2 separate regions of the Homo sapiens genome follow, and region 2 is linked to region 1. Evidence: chromatin contacts called from ENCODE Hi-C or POLR2A ChIA-PET data. All regions are on one chromosome and are shown on one strand. Each heading gives the region's core, a stretch centred on a gene start or an enhancer-like site at or near the end of the contact. The rest is flanking DNA. Distances are from core to core; before and after follow the strand shown. Region 1 overlaps ZNF521 (zinc finger protein 521). Region 2 has its middle 130 kb from the start of LINC01894.

Region 1 (3,364 bases), core at 244-2,743:
CCCAAAGCAGTTATTCTGCATTTACTTTTTGTTGAGTTGTAAAATATAAGAGGATATTAAATAGTTCTATGTCTAAATTACCCTTTTATTACTTTTTATCATTCTTCCTTAGAAGCAAGGTATATATTACACATTGACAATTTTATTAAAATGCAGATTTTAATATATTTAATGTTTCTTTTGTATTCCTTCTAAAATGATTTGCATATTATGTGAGCATCTGAAGAACCAAATGAAAAGAGGAAATATTACGGGAATGATTTAAAATTAATGCAGTCAACCCAGATGTCTAATATTTAATAAAAAATTCCCTCTGCATTTTGCTTGTTTTTATATAAAAAGGCAATTCTGCAGACCAAAATCTGTTACGGGGTTCTTATTGATACAGACCTTATTGCTTTCAGCAAAAAAATATTAAAAAGTAAGCACATGAAAGAAGACAGAAAACACAATAATAATTATGTCTTGTGTAATGAAAGATAACCAGGATTTCTTCAATAACTGAAATTCGAATTCCATAGGCCAGAAAATGGATTATTAAATGTTAGAAGGGTACTGCTAGATATTACATGTAGCTAGGATCAGCTAGGATCAAGAAAAAATGAGAGTTTCACAAGGGCCAGATTTTAATAGTGTATTTTGTTTGGAAAGTTCAAGAGGTGGCCCACCATATCTTCCTTTTGCAAAAGCTTCAGCAGCCTGAACTTCCTTAGCTAAACAGGACCTGCACTTTGAGGTGAGCAGAGACAAAGCAACTTGTGAAAAACTGGAAACAGGAAAAGTGATAAATGATTATGGTAAATGCTGAAAGATTTATGAGTGACAAAAAGAAGACAAACAAGACTGAGAGCCAGATATAAACTTAGCAAGTTATCCATAAAGGAATGTTACCTTATATTAGGTGATTTTAAAAACTATGTTCTTAGCAAACGTGCACTGTTATTTCTGTTGCTTTCTTGATATCCAAGTGGAAAATAAGACCATCTCAAAGCAGGTTGTGAAACCTCTTTTTTGCTTTTCATAACCTATTATTCAAGATCAGAAGAAACTTTAAAAGCTTTCCACTCTCCAAAGGAGCACGATTTTTCAAAAAAACACACAAGTAAAGACCATGGAGTGGAGCTGGTGGGGATAGTGTTTCAGTTAGAATAAGAGGCTCAGTTAGAGCATTATTAGAATATTCTAATGGTATTCAATTAGAGTATGTTCAAATAAGTTTTTAAATTCTTCAAAGCTGAAGTTCACTAGCAAGCTAAATGATTAATATAAAAGTAGAAACTGGTGAGCATTATGTAAACGAATTCCATGTCTGCTTTCTTTAAGGTAACAAGATTTTACTAGATTGTCAGCCTCTTCCTTATCCACAGGAAACAGATGAGGATCATTCCTTTCCTGCATCTAGAAACTGATGACAACACCATCTCACTATCAATGCCAGATGGCAACCCTCTCACTCTGAGAAAACAACCAAACACCATTCCTGGATCCTTGCCCACTGCAACAAAGCTTCGCCATACAAGTTGAAAACCGCATGATTTTGCATCCTCATTTATAGGACTCTATAACCCAACATGTTTCCAGCATAAGAAAGGGTCTGATGGATGTGGATGTGATTTATACTTAAAGTGAATACACCAGGAACATATGCAGATAAACTCAACTCACCACTCAACATACAAAAAAAAAAATTTAACTAAAAGCAAAAAAACTCAATAATGATCTAGTTTTCCCCTTAAAAAAGTGTTGTCACCTAAAGCTAATATACCTGAAACAAATCAAGGTTTCAAATATTTACCCTAATTGAAAAAAAAGGCCATCTATTAAATGTACTCAACATTCTAGGTAAAATCTACCACATTTCACATTTATCTTTTAGGCTTAAATCCTGCTATTTCATTTAAAAAATATTTTCAAACACATCTTCTCATTTATACATTTGGGGAAAACAGTGAATCAGAATTTGTAATGCATCCAGCCTAGAAGGATGTAACTATTGAGCTTGAAAATTGAGCAAGTGAATTTATAATTAAATTGCAGATTGTGTCCAGGTATGATATATTTTTTACAAATACATAAAGAATTATAGAGCAATGGACCATTATAAAAATTATGCAATCCCTAACACCAGGCTTAATTCAGGTTCTTGTCTGTGGTCCATGCCTGACTATATCTATTATATAACTGTTCTCTTAAGCTTGTAAATTTCAGTGACACGTCAAGTGAGCTGAAGGTTAGGATCAAGGTTTTAACCAGGATTCAAGAGAGCAGAAACCTTTTCTTTCTTCTCTCCAGTCCCCATTACTTGTCTTTGTAAAGGAAATTACACAACACCCCCTCTAGAAGTCATAAGGCGTGGGGATTGAGCAGAAGTAAATAGTTTGAGCAAGGAATAATACTTATAGAAAAATAAATAAAGCATCCCTGAAAGGCTGATTTCTGTTTTAAAATATAAAATGTAAAAACTCTCATTTGCCAGTACTGTAAATGGATTGTGTTCTCCAAAGAACACACAGGGACTCACTACTCCAAGCGGGTTGGTCCACACTCTTCAGGTATCAGACTCCTCCAAGACTTTTGTGGTGATGGTCTCCCCGCCAACATACTCTGAGGTCTACCTAAGACTTTGAGAGTTATCCATCCCCATTAACTTAGGCTTTTTGGCAGCCACAGTGCAAACTAAGCTTAAATGGTGAATATAGGTTTAAACGATGTCAATTTCTTTTTACACGTGGAAGAAACTGTAGAAGATTCTTTCAACTCAGGTTCCTGAATCAACTTTAACTTTTTTTCCCTTTGGCACTAAGTGCTACTTACAGGGACTGTCTTTCTGGGTGATGGCAAGTTTTCTGCATTTCAATGTGAAGTACTTAACATGTCCATGTTAAATTTTAATTTTTGAAACCAGTCTCTTCACTTGAGCTGACTCTCCGAGAGCTGTAGCTCTTACTGCCGAAAAAGCTTTGCTAGAAACCAGCTCTGTGGCCTAAAAAGTCTATTTAAAGATGCAAATGTGTGTGCATGGTTAGTGCAGATGTTTTTCTACAGCAACTGTACTTGCTGAGTTTCACCATTTCCATAAAGCACATTAAAACAAGTGTGTGAACACTCCGAGATGAAAGTCTCCAACACTCCTGAGACTTTCAGTGGAAAGTAGAGCCGCCTGACTTTTCTCCAAGCAGACAGGAATGCCCATGATTCAGCAGCCTGAGTAAATAAAAGAGGTCCTTATTTCCTAATTTCGCTGGCTGGCCACACTGCAGCAGCCTCTGTGTTTCTGCCAAAGGGGATGCAGAACTGGAACTACACCCAGCCGCTGAAGGCCTGTCTTTGTTAGCCAGCCAGGCTTTCCGGACCATCTTCTGGC
Region 2 (3,364 bases), core at 293-2,792, 370 kb before region 1:
TATAATCTCCCCCATCTTTCATTTGGTCACTTGAATGAACACACTGAGAGTTATTATTTGATTATTTCCCATGCCGTACTGTTAAATCGCCCATTATGGCAATAGGGCCTGGAGTTTTGCTATTATATATTTTTACTTAGCAAAGGGCTACACACACACACACACACACGTACGCATGCACACAGGCATGCACAGGTATACACTTCCTAAAGTTAATATTAAATGACCGGAAAGTTTTCAGAGTACATGAATAAGTGTACTGTTCTTCCTACCAGTCCTATCTTGCTTCTAGCACAGTGAAATTTGGCCTGCTATCTGCTTAGCACAAGGCTCAGCAAATCCTTGTTGAACAAAAGGAAATTATGTTGAATTCTCCAACATCCTTGCAATTGCCCAACAGTTAAATCTATCCCGGTTTCTCTTCTTTCTTTCTTTCTTTAGGGATCTCCTAACCAGTTTAGCATTGCTGACCTATGTTTCCCTGTTCTGACCACTTCCTCTCTCAGCTCATTGATAAAGATTTTTCCATAGGAGGCCAACCCGGGTATGCCTAACTATTATGACCGAGGAAAGGGTCTAGTCTCCTTTGTTTATCTGCTGTCTGAGCCTACCAGGGAGGTCATGACTTTAAAAATATTTTCCCTACTCTGAATGGTGGGTGGAATCAATCTAGGCTTTTGGCACAGAGGCCTAGAGGAGTCTTTGAAGCCGACTTTGCCTGCGGTAAGGAAGCCTGTCTCTTGCTTTCCTATTCCCAGTCTGTTGAGCGTCTTCTGATGGGGCCACTGTTGTGTGGGGAGGGGAAGAAGCCTCCCTGATTCGAGGAGAAACTGGAGTGTTCGCACCACCCTGATGAGGGATACAAATATATTTGCCCCTGGTGAGCTGTTTGTAATTAATGCGTGCTTTGTGGTTTTAATCTTTCTTTAATCTGTAAAGCTATAAAAATTTACAGCTCAATTTTAGAATCAAGAAAAAAGCTAAATTGCACAGCTCAGTCCTTAAAGTTAACCATTTCACAAGATCACAATTGCAAGGAGAGTGTCCGCAGAGGCTCTTCCTGTGCTGTTCCATTATCTTTTCTCAGTGGTCTTGTTTTGTCCCTTATCCAGAAGTCACTGGAAACAGGAGAACCATCTCTCTACCTGTTTCTGTCTCACAAACACACACAGTGCCCCAAAGAAAATAAACAATACAGTACATGGTCTATAAAGCAAAGGGAAGAAAAGAACATCTTAGGTAAATACCAGACTACTTATTTTATGATTTTTAAATGTCATTTTTGCTCCAATATTGACTTTTTTTACGGAGGATGAATTATAGATCCTGCAGCACTGGGAGAGACCAGGGTTTCCTTTCTTAGACACAGCTGGTCAAGTTAAGAATTGAAGTCGTGGTAATTAGTTACGAGTTTCTTAGTATGGAAGTCCAGACTGCTGAGAGAACCCTGCGAGGTGACCCCTCCGGGGAAGACAATACACCCGGGAAAGGACCGGAATGGGCAACGAAGAAGCACAAAACAACATCCCAATCTTGTTGCTACAAACAGATGTTGCCGCGGGCGCTCGCTTGCAAGAACGAAATACAATACAATCCCTCATTTGTCTGACCAGGTTTCTCTCTCCAAGAATTGGTTTCGAGGCAAATTATTTCAGGGTTGCACAGGCTGGTAAAAGGCAGTGGAATTGGAAGCTATCGTCCTTGGCGACCTCAAGTCTCAGAAATGATGCTGTGAAAGTGAAAGGGGTTGATCAGGGGTCAGGGGGAGACTTGGAGCCAGAAACCAGGTCACAAGGAAGGAGGGGGCGGCCAGACTTCCAAGAAGAGGTTTTGAGAAACTAGCTAGAGGGAGCGGGTGTGAATTAAGATTCCTGGAAGGAGGTCATGGGAGGCTAAGGGGGAAAGAAAGAGAAAACTAAGTTAGTATCAACCCTGCCCTTCCCGAGATTTTGATTGTTCTCTCAGTGCCTATACAGACAGAGAAATGCAGGCTTAAAGAAATGGAGATTGCATTAGGGAAATTCAATTTGCCAAGACAAAAAGAAGTTCATTCAGATGAAAAGGGGTTAGGATTTGGTGAGGGGAAAGCCCTTTTGTTTTGTTTAGAAGAGTTTGTTTTTTTGTTTTTGTTTTTGTTTTTTAATAAAGTGTATATTAACTTGCCCTATTTTCCAACTTGCTTGTGAAGCCAAGTGAGTCAACTGTATTCTTATATGTTTTGCCAAAAAACATTATTATTCTATTAGAAGTTAAAGGCAAACACTACTACAAACCTGTAATTACTTAAATCTTGAATTTATTGCTCTCCATCTATTTTCCTTAATCTAACTGCTTCTATAACAATAAGCCATTATTGTTGTTGTTGTTGTTTTAGAGATAGTGTCTCGCTCTGTCACCCAGGCTGGAGTGCAGTGGCACTAACATACCTCACTGTAACCTTGAACTCTGGGGCTCAAGGGATCCTCTGGCCTCAGCCTCCCACGTAGCTGGGACTACAGGCATGTGCCACCACACCTGGAGAAAAGTTTTTAATTTTTTTAAATTAATTTTTTAGCTTTTTGTAGGAAGGAGGTCTTGCTATGTTGCCCAGGCTGGTCTTGAATTACTGGCCTCAAGCGATCCTCCCACCTCGACCTCCCAGAACACTGGGATTAAAAGCATGAGCATAAGAAGCCATTTTGAGGGCAAGCAATACTACTGAGAATAGATATTTGTTGAAAACCAGTTGTATGCCTAGCACTGCATTTGTAACAATAATACTAACCAGTGCCTATATAGCACATCTATCTATCTATCTATCTATCTATCTATCTATCTATCTATCCATCTATCTACCTATCATCATATATCTATGCTAGGTGCCAGGCTTATTTTATGAGGTCTACATGTAATATTAACCCCATGACAACCCTATAATATAGGTACTATTTTTACCTGCTCTTTACAGATGAGAAAACCATGGCTCAGTGAAGTTAATGACTTGCCCCAAAATTATGTAGCTAGCGAGTGACAGAACCAGTGTTTCGGTCAGACTGCTGGGTTTCAGAGTCTGGGCTGCCAACCATGACACTCATTTCTTTTCATGGTAATTTCATGCCTTTCAAAGTAGGTAGTGTTATCATCATTCCCAGATAAAGAGATTGAGATTCAGAGATTAAATAATTTAACCAAGATTGCCTAGTAAGTGGGAAAGCCAGAATTCAAATCCAAGCCTATTGGAATCCCATCTTGGAGGGAGAGCAGTAGCTGAAATGCTTTAGACCTGTGCGTTTTAAACTTTAACGTACACACAGATTGCCTGGGGATCTTGTTAAATGCAGGTTATGATTCCATAGGTCTAGAGTGGGGCCTAATATTCTGCATT

The links. Hi-C counts contacts between places; a loop is a spot of excess contacts on that map. ChIA-PET counts read pairs that join two places held with the same protein, here RNA polymerase II (POLR2A). Pooled maps may share reads with other maps.
Region 2: a map of endothelial cell of umbilical vein shows a loop between it and region 1 (3-fold over the local background). The contact joins two enhancer-like sites. A Hi-C loop is called at or near these places in 13 of 168 maps with a recorded cell type or tissue (GM12878, K562, chondrocyte and 7 more), 28 of 37 single-sample maps with no recorded cell type and 28 of 50 pooled maps. POLR2A ChIA-PET finds 5 or more read pairs at or near these places in 2 of 52 experiments (OCI-LY7 and endothelial cell of umbilical vein).

What each region holds. Positions count from the first base shown.
Region 1 is chr18:25,227,861-25,231,224 of GRCh38, forward strand. All of the region lies in intron 3 of ZNF521 (zinc finger protein 521), which reads right to left. Among named protein-coding and RNA genes, the nearest start is that of ZNF521, 120 kb to the right of the region's middle. RefSeq lists enhancers at 510-2,160, 3,082-3,201. Within about 2 kb of position 1,494, at least 3 of the 41 ENCODE cell types and tissues checked have a DNase peak (open chromatin) inside an H3K27ac peak, as active enhancers do; they include endothelial cell of umbilical vein, where a contact is called at or near this core.
Region 2 is chr18:24,860,854-24,864,217 of GRCh38, forward strand. No RefSeq gene overlaps it. Among named protein-coding and RNA genes, the nearest start is that of LINC01894, 130 kb to the right of the region's middle. RefSeq lists an enhancer at 1,682-2,183. Within about 2 kb of position 1,543, at least 2 of the 41 ENCODE cell types and tissues checked have a DNase peak (open chromatin) inside an H3K27ac peak, as active enhancers do; they include endothelial cell of umbilical vein, where a contact is called at or near this core.